Linked DNA regions of Homo sapiens: region 2 is linked to region 1. Evidence: chromatin contacts called from ENCODE Hi-C or POLR2A ChIA-PET data. All regions are on one chromosome and are shown on one strand. Each heading gives the region's core, a stretch centred on a gene start or an enhancer-like site at or near the end of the contact. The rest is flanking DNA. Distances are from core to core; before and after follow the strand shown. Region 1 overlaps ORC2 (origin recognition complex subunit 2). Region 2 overlaps CFLAR (CASP8 and FADD like apoptosis regulator).

Evidence for each region. Hi-C counts contacts between places; a loop is a spot of excess contacts on that map. ChIA-PET counts read pairs that join two places held with the same protein, here RNA polymerase II (POLR2A). Pooled maps may share reads with other maps.
Region 2: a map of Calu3 shows a loop between it and region 1 (12-fold over the local background). The contact joins two enhancer-like sites. A Hi-C loop is called at or near these places in 2 of 168 maps with a recorded cell type or tissue (Calu3 and esophagus muscularis mucosa), 1 of 37 single-sample maps with no recorded cell type and 10 of 50 pooled maps. POLR2A ChIA-PET finds 5 or more read pairs at or near these places in 6 of 52 experiments (AG04449, AG04450, CD8-positive, alpha-beta T cell and 3 more).

Annotation. Positions count from the first base shown.
Region 1 is chr2:200,942,823-200,947,850 of GRCh38, reverse strand. All of the region lies in intron 5 of ORC2 (origin recognition complex subunit 2), which reads left to right. Among named protein-coding and RNA genes, the nearest start is that of ORC2, 18 kb to the left of the region's middle. Within about 2 kb of position 3,015, at least 7 of the 41 ENCODE cell types and tissues checked have a DNase peak (open chromatin) inside an H3K27ac peak, as active enhancers do.
Region 2 is chr2:201,173,252-201,177,820 of GRCh38, reverse strand. It overlaps CFLAR (CASP8 and FADD like apoptosis regulator), which reads right to left. Exons shown (of 10, transcript NM_003879.7): 10 at 1,134-4,569. Among named protein-coding and RNA genes, the nearest start is that of CASP10, 7.6 kb to the left of the region's middle. Within about 2 kb of position 1,425, at least 4 of the 41 ENCODE cell types and tissues checked have a DNase peak (open chromatin) inside an H3K27ac peak, as active enhancers do.

The sequences.
Region 1 (5,028 bases), core at 1,766-4,265:
AGCAGGAGGATGACTTGAGCCTAGGGGTTCAAGGTTGCAGTGAGCCATGATCACACCACTACACTCCAGCCTGGGTGACAGAGTGAAACCCTGTCTCAAAAAAACAAAAACAAAAAAATCAGATGGCACTGTATTTCGATCTTGTGGTATGAGGGGGTCATCATTTTTGAAAGCAGTAAGGAAGGGAAATAATATATGTGAAAGCACTTTGAAAATTATAAAGGTATATAAATACAAAGTTTGGAAATACCAAAAAGTCAGGAACAAAAGTATAATAATTATCCACCTGGTAAATGTAATAGTTGAAAAAGAGGGCTTATAACGTATAATTATAAAACACCTATGGATATTTCTTCAGTGGTTTGTTTTTATTCAATCACTGTAGCCAATGACACATGTAAACATTCAAGGTCAAGTAAAAATAAAATATGTTAAATGTTGACACTGATGAGGAATATATGAGAAGTAATTATAAAACCTGTATTTCTGAATATAAGTTAATCAGTTGCCAAAATCAGTTTAGTTTTTCTAAAATGTGTAACATTAAATACATTACTGATTTTGAACATAACATGGTACATACAATAATTTACATTAATTGATGTGTTTCTTAGTATTTATTATCTACATCAAGAAATTAAGTTTTTTTGGTTGGTCGCGGTGGCTCGCTCCTGTAATCCCAGCACTTTGGGAGGCCGAGGTAGGTGGATCACTTGAGGTCAGGAGTTCAAGACCAGCCTGGCCAACATGGTGAAACCCAGCTCTACTAAAAATACAAAAATTAGCTGGGTGTGGTGGCACACACCTGTAATTCTGGCTACCTGGGAGGCTGAGGCAGGAGAATCACTTGAACCCAGAACGTGGAGGTTGCAGTGAGCCAAGATTGCACCACTGCACTCCAGCCTGGGTGACAGAAAGAGACTCCATCTGAAAAAACAAGAAATTAAGTTTTTAAATCTATAAAAATGACTGAATCCTGTATAGGAGCACTGAGAAACCAGAGAAGAAATGCTGATGTAATAATTAGAAAGATAAAGTAGACAGCAAGACCAAAATGAAACCCTAGGACAATGGTGCAGGACAAAGAAATACCACTGGAGAAAGAGGAGAATTATTATTGTAAAGTGAAATAGAACTCACAGGAGTAATCAAGTAGTAGTTCTCCATTTGGAGAATTAGCATGCTCATAACTTAAAGATGATAATGTGTTGTATTTGTAAGCACTGCATAAAACTGGAATATTATCCTCATTCTGCGCATTTCTGTCATCATATCTGAAAGAAATACACATTTTAAAGTCATGAGAAGATAGTTTTATAGATATTTCGTCTTTATTATTATGACCATGAAATTTCAGGAACGCAGTTTAACAGACTGATCAGACTTTCTATAATCTTTGTTTAGTTATGATGCTCTTTAATGAATTTCATTGACTCATTAAGTATTGTTGCTAATTGTGTTTACATCTAAATATATCAGTAAAATAGAATGCCTTAATATTTAATAAATAACATGATCTGCCAGAAAATCATATGTTATTCTGAGTATAAATGATGATTTTGTCCAGGCATGGTAGCTCACACCTATAATCCCAACACTTTGAGAGGAAAAGGTAAGAGGATCACTTAAGCCCAGGAGTTTGAGACCAGCCCGTGCAACCTAGTGAGACCTTGTCTCTATAAAAAAAAATTAAAAAAAAAAATAGATTTTCATATAATTGGGCTAACCAAGATATAGGGCTAGAAATAGACTATAAGTTAGATAGGAAGGCTTTGTAAAATACAGAGAATGTATCTAGAGTAAGAAAATAAATGTAAACAAAAGAGCAAAAGTAGAAGTACCAGGTAGAGAAGAAAGTGAGGAGTTCAGTCAGGCTGGAGAAATAAATGGGTAAATTAAAAATAGATTGAGATCCAGCAATCCCACTACTAGATATATACCCAAAGGGTATGAAATGAGTATGTCGAAGAGATATCTGCACTCCCGTGTTCATTGCAGTATTATTTTGCAATATCCAGGATATGGAATCAAGCTAAATGTTCATCAACAGAGGAGCAGATAAATATAAATGAGGTAAAAGAAAATAAGTATCTTTTTAAAAAAATTAGAAAATAGATTGGTTAGATAGGACCAGATAATAGACTAATCTAAAGCTATCATTAGACAGAGACCAGTTTATTGTGTAAAATACAATACAGATGAATTAATAGAATAATGAATATAAAGATACAAAATTTATGCCCTATTTTTTTTTGCAAGCCCACAAATAATATCATAATTTTTTTTAAGGGTCTCACTGTATTGCCCCGGCTGGAACGTGTGGTGTAATCTTGGCTTGCTGCAACTTCCATGTCCTAGGCTCAAGCAATTTTCCTGCCTCAGCTTCCTTTCCTCAGTGTCCCTTTAGCTCGGGCTAAAGTCACACGCCACCACACCTGGCTAATTTTTCTATTCTTTTGTAGAGACAGGGTTTCTTCATGTTGCCCAGTCTGGTCTCGAACTCCTAGACTCAAGTGATCCACCCACCTCGGTCTCCCAAAGTGCTGGGATTATAGGCTTGAGCCACCATGTCCAGGTCTAATTTTCTATTAATAGAGTCAACAGCCATGCCATTACATTTCATTTAATATCATCAAAAACAAATATGACATAGGAGCAAGAAAAGAATAAAAACTGTACACATGCATTGAAAGTGTGCATGTAGATGATTAATACAGAGCAAAGGTCAGCCAGCTTTTTCTGTAAAGGGCCAGACAGTAAATATTTTCAGCTCTGTGAGCTAGACAGTCTCTGTTGTGACTACTGAACTTGGCTGTTGTAGCTGAAAAGCAGCCACAGACAATACGTATGGATGGTGTGGCTACATAAAGCTGTACTTAAAACAAGTGGAAAGGCTGGGTTTGGCCCCATAGACTTATAGCTTGCTGACCCCTGACATAAAGAAACACTGTAACTTTTTGCCATTCATAGTCATAACTAAACACAAAGTTATGTGTTAAATAGTGATTCACCGCTGGGCGTGGTGACTCATGCTTGTAATCTTAGCACTTTGAGAGGCCGAGGCGGGAGGAGAACTTGAGGCCAGGAGTTTGAAACCAGCCTGAGCAACATAGGAAGACCCAGTCTCTACAAAAATTTAAAAATTAGCTAGGCATAGTGGCGCACGCCTGTGGTCTCAGCTATTTGGGAGTTTGAGGTGGGAGGATTGCTTGGGCCCAGGAGGTCAAGGCTGCAGTGAGCCATGATCACGCCAGTGTACTCCTGGGCGACAGGTACTTGTACTAGGCATTGTGCCTGGTGCTTATTAGACATGTTGAGTCATCCAAGAGGTGTTGGAATGTCTGCCTATCTCTGTGTGCTCACAAAAATGACTATCTTAGCCGGGCGCGGTGGCTCACACCTGTAATCCCAGCACTTTGGGAGGCCAAGGCAGGCAGATCACGAGGTCAGGAGTTTGAGACTAGCCTGGCCAGCATGGTGAAACCCCCGCTCTACTAAAAATACAAAAAATTAGGTGGGCATGATGGCACACATGTGTAATCCCAGCTACTCAGGAGGCTGAGGCTGGATAACTGCTTGAACCTGGGAGGCAGAGGGTGCAGTGAGCTGAGATCGCACCACTGCACTCCAGCCTGGGCGACAGAGCAAGACTCTATCTCAAAAAAAAAGAGACTATCTTGTTCTTAATCCTCTTCAATTCTTCCTTTTTATTCTTTTCTCCCTGGCTCCTTTGTAGTTTAATAGTTATTTAAAATCAGGTGGAGCATTTTTATGTTTCAGTATAACACCAAAATGATCTCAGCTAAGTTGCTTTTGTTGCTTCTTTTCATATGAAGTTTTTTCCCTATCCTGTGAATCAGCCTTTAATCCAAAAATGACATAAAGAGAAGAGCAAGGACTGAGCCTTAAGTATGCCTAGAATGTTGAGGAGGCTGAGGACAGTGAAGAAGAGATGAAATAACCACAACCAGTAGCTTGGGAACCAGGATAATGTCATAAGACTCAAATGGAGGAATTAATATCAAGGGAAGATTAAAAAAAAAAAAAAAACTTAGTGAATCATATAGAAGACCGAAGGGATTAAGGAAGAAGAAGCAGCCAATTCATTTGTAGAGATTGTTATGAGTATTTTGGGTCAGTTTCAAGACTGGAGGATAAAAATGGGGGCAGGTTAGAAAGGTTTAGGAGCCAGTAAAATGGCTTTCACTTGTACAAATTTAACTACACCTTCTCCATTTAGAGAAAAAAAGCAAAAAAGCAGTTAATTTGGTATGTGCCCTTTTTCTCAGTGAACAGTGTCCCAGTGTGAGAGTTAACTTGGAAAAGGTAAATCTGTTTCTTCATTTGGGTTCATTTTCCACATGCCTCTCATGGTGTGAGTGTGAGAGCATCATTAAAGATAACACTTATATTTTTTTATTTAAAATGGCCTCTATTATAAGTGATTTGGTCTTTGGTCTTTAGAAAAAAAAAGCGAGAGAAAGAAAATTGTTAAAGTAAAAATAAAATGGCCCCTAAACAAAAGACCACTATTCCATTTATTCTCGGTTGAAGAAATGGCCATCTGTTCAACACTCTATTTTATGTATTATTTATATGTATTATAGACTTTTTGGCACAAAATAAACTGTTCACACTTTATGGAAGATTTAAAAGATTTTAAAGTATAATTTTAACTCTGCACAGTTTTCACTTGATTTTAGATCTCACTTTCTGGCCCTTCTTTCTCACCCCCCATCAAAGATGTGCCTCAACTATATATGGTAAGAAATGAAAGGAACATAAGTGGTTGATGGAGAGGAGAGTATGGTAATTAGAGAAAGCAGCAAGGTCAAAGTTAGTTATTTGTATTTTCTTTTAAAGAAATCTGTGGGTAATATGAAGGAAAATTTGAAGATTCTGGGAAGACAGCTAATAAAGGTGAAAGCAGTATTACTCCTAATATGGGTAGGATTATTTTTCTGATAAAAGTAACAGAGGTTTTTAAAGAATTTTTGTAAGCGTAATAAGGTTATTTCCCTCTTTATC
Region 2 (4,569 bases), core at 176-2,675, 230 kb before region 1:
TCCAGATAGTCAACAGGAAAGAGACGATAGCTAGACAAGTAAAATGCAACCAGGCCCGGGCAGTGTGGTGCTGTCTCCTATAGTACCAGCTATTGAGGAGGCTGAGGTAGGAAGATCACTTGAGCCTAGGAGTTGGAGACCAGCCTGGGCAACATAGAAAGATCCCATCTCCAAAGAAAAAAAGTGACCCATTTTGTGTTTGCTATGCCACATAATAGAAGAACAGAGCAGCTAGGAAATTCTGGGGTGGCAAAACCTCAAAGTTCCGCAAGATGGCAGTAGTTCCTAAAAGTTAAATTAGCAATAGTTTGTCTAGGGAACTAGGTGGACGTGGTTAAATTGAGTAATGTAGGCTGGGTGTGGTGGCTCATGCCTGTAATCCCAGCACTTTGGGAGGCTGATGCAGGCGGATCACCTGAGGTTAGGAGTTTGAGACCAGCCTGGCCAAATGATGAAACCCTGTCTCTACTGAAAATACAAAAAAATTAGCCGGGCATGGTGGTGGGCGCCTGTAATCCAGGAGGCTGAGGTAGGAGAATCTCTTGAACCTGGGAGGCGGAGGTTGCAGTGGGCCGAGATCATGCCATTGCACTCCAGCCTGGGCAACAAGAGTGAAACTCTGTCTCAAAAAAAAAAAAAAAAAGAAAAAGAAAAATTGAGTAATGTGTACAATATATATTTATATATATTTATAAATATATTTAAATTTAAAATATATTATATAAATATATTATAAAAATAATTTTATATAACAGATTGTATAGTATATAAATTTAAAATACATATTTTATATATCAATAAATTTAAAATGTTGTATATAAGAAACCACTATATATGTTTATATGGATTTTCTTGAGACAGGGTCTTGCTCTGTCACACAGGCTGGAGTGCAGTGGCAAGATCATAGTTCACTGCAGCCTCAACCTCCAGGGCTCAAGTGATCCTCCCACCTCAACCTCCAGAGTAGCCGGAACTAAAGGCATGTCCCACCATGCCCAGCAAATTTTTAAAAATGTTTTTGTAGAAACTGGCTCTCACTTCATTGCCCAGCCTGATCTCGAGCTCCTGGGCTCAAGCAATCCTCCCACGTCAACCTCCCAAAGTGCTGGGATTACAGGCATGAGCCACGGCACTTGGTCTGAGTAAAACAGTTTTAATGCTGCTCAAAAAAGGTAAGATAAACGCAGAAAGGCCTTTCACTTCAAGGTTAGTTTGTTGTTTCTAGGGCAAAAAACAGTGAGAAACTGCTAGTATTTGACATAATTTTTCAGAAGGAAGCATATGACTTAGCCACATCTATAAAAATTCACAATGAGGCAAGTGACAAGAAATGTCACCATATCAAAGTATACAAAGAAGGGGTTTGTTACAATGGGTACATTCAGGTCTGAGCAAGGCAGGAGAGGGCTCCCCCGACACACACCAAGAGTGTTGGGCAACCATCAGGTGATGGTCAGGCGGTTGTTAAATGTTTCTGTAAAGTAATAATTGGTCACAGGTGGTGCCAGGGACAGGCAGCTCCCCCGCCCGCCCCCCCCCCCCGCAATAGAAAACACCTGAGACTGATCATCAGCTTCTCAAAAAGATCTCAGGAGTGGGGAAAAGTAACACAAGATCCCGGAAGTATGCCAGCATATAAAACCCCAAGTCAAGAGGGCAAGCCCTGCACCTGGTTTCTCAGGTCACCTGCTTGGCCCTCTTCCAAGTTATACTTTCCTTCTTTTCTTTCCTTTCCTTACTGTTCTAAAGCTTAATAAACTTTCTTGGCTCACTGCAACCTCCGCCTCCCAGGTTCAACTGATTCGCCTGCCTCAGCCTCCCGAGTAGCTGGGATTAGAGGCATGGACCACCATGCCCAGCTGATTTTTCTATTTTTAGTAGAGACGAGGTTTCATCATCATGATGGCCAGGCTGGTCTCGAACTACTGACCTCAAGTAATCCACCTGCCTCAGCCTCCCAAAATGCTGGGATTACAGGCATGAGCCACTGTGCCCAGCCTAAAGCGTAATAAACTTTCACTGTTGCTCTGAAACTTGCCTCGGTCCCTCCTTCTGCCTTATGCCCCTCAGTCAAATTCTTTCTTCTGAGGAGGAAAGAATTGAGGTTGCTGCAGATTTACCACCAGTAACTTGGATACCGTCCACCAGTAACAACTTCCGTTAAGATGGCAATACACCTCAAATTTATTTTTATTTTGAGACAGGGTCTCACTCTGTTCCCCAGGCTGGAGTACAGTGGCACAATCTCAGCTCACTGAAACCTCCACCTCCCGGGCTCAAGTGATCCTCCCACCTCAGCCTTCCGAGTAGCTGGTACTACAGGCGCATGCTACCATACCCAGCTAATTTTTGTATTTTTAGTAGAGACAGGGTTTTGCCGTGTTGCCCAAGGTGGCCTCAAATTCCTTGGCTCAAGCGATCCACCATCCTCAGCCTCCCAAAGTCCTGGGATTACAGGCATGAGCCACTGCGCCCAGCCAAACTTATCTTTGTATGTTTGTTATAGGCAAAAGTACCCCAAGGTTAAGGCTCAGCCCAAGAGGTCAAGTGGGTTCAGGAAAGAATTCAAGAGCATGCTGACAGAATAAAGTGAAAGCAAGTTCATTAAGAAAGTAAAGGAATAAAAGAATGGCTACCCCATAGGAAGAGTAGCCCTGATGGGCTGCTGACTGGCTATATTTATGGTTGCTTCTTGACTATACGCTAAACAAGAGGTGGCTTATTCATGAGTTTTCCAGGAAAGAAGTGGGGAGGTCTGGACCTTTTAGACCATACAGGGTAACTTCTGAAAGTTGCTATGGCAGTTGTAAACTATCATGGTGCTGTAGAAGTTTCTTTTAGCGTGCTAATGTATTATAATTACCATAGAATGGGCAGCAAAGGTAACCAGAGGTCTCTTCTGTCACCATCATGGTTTTGGCTGGTTTGGGTTGGCCTTTCTACCACATCCTGTCTTATCAGCAGGGTCTTACAGGGTCTTGTGGTCTTGGGAAACCAGTCCTGCCAAACTCCTCTCATTCAGTGTAATCACTATCAAAATTCCAGAGGCCCTTTTTACATAAATTTGCAAGTGAATCCTAACAGTTATATGAAAATTTAGGGAAAGGTAAACCCAATACAGCCCTAACAATTTTGAAAAAGAACAGGCCAGTTGCAGTGGCTCACCCCTCAGCACTTTGGGAGGTGGAGGTGGGAGGATTGTTTGAGGCCAGGAGTTTGAGACCAGCCTGGGCAACATAGCAAGGCCTCATCTCTACAAAAGAAAAAAGAAGAACAACAACAACAACAAAGTTAGAGGACTACATTTCTGGATTCCAAAACTTACTACGAAGTTACAATAATCAAGACAGTGTGGTACTACCATAAGATAGAGCAACAGAATTGAGTCCAGAAATAAACCCTTATAGTTAGTTGATTTGTGATAAGTATAAAATAATTCTATAGGGAAAAAATAGTATTTTCAATAAGTAATGCTAAGACAAGTGAACATTTATGTGCAAAAGAATGAGGCTGGATGCTTATCTCGCACTGCATACACAAAAATAACTCAAAATGGGTCAAAGAGCTAAAATCATAAAACTTTAGAAGAAAACATAGGGGTAACACCTCATAGGCAATTGATTTAGACAATGGTTTTTTAGGTATGACACCAAAAGCATAAGCAATAACATAAAAAACAGAAATCAAGTGAACTTCATCAAAATTTAAAACTTGTACTGTATAGTATCCAGAAAGTGAGAAGACAATCCATGGAATGGGAGAATATATTCACAAAGATTGTACCTGATAAGAAACTAGTATCCAGAATATTAAAAAGAATGCTTACAACTCAACAATAAAAAGACAACCCACCGGGTGTGGTGGCTCACGCCTGTAATCCTAGCATTTTGGGAGGCCGAGGCAGGCAGATCACCTGAGTTCAGGAGTTCAAGACCAGCCTGGCCAACATGGCGAAACCCTGTCTCTACTAAAAATACAAAAATTAGCCAGGCGTGATGGTGGGTGCCTGTAATCCCAGTTACTAGGGAGGCCGAGGCAGGAGAGTCGCTTGAACTCAGGAGGTGGAGGTTGCAGTGAGCCGAGATTGCACCACTGCACTCCAACCTGGGCGACAGAGTGAGATTCCATCTCAGAAAAATAAAATAAAATAACGCAGTTTTAAAATGAGAAAGGACTTGAGGCCAGGCACAGTAGCTAATGTCTGTAATGCCAGCACTTTGGGAAGCCAAGGCAGTCAGATCACCTGAGGCCAGGAGTTCGAGACCAGCCTGGCCAACATGGTGAAACCCTGTCTTTACTAAAAATACAAAAATTGGCTGGGCGCGGTGGCTCACGCCTGTAATCCCAGCACTTTGGGAGGCCAAGGCAGGCGGATCACGAGGTCAGGAGATAGAGACCATCCTGGCTAACACGGTGAAACCCTGTCTCTACTAAAAATACAAAAAATTAGCCGGGCGTGGTGGAGGGCGGCTGTAGTCCCAGATACTTGGGAGGCTGAGGCAGGAGAATGGCATGAACCCAGGAGGCGGAGCTTGCAGTGAGCTGAGATTGCACCACTGCACTCCAGCC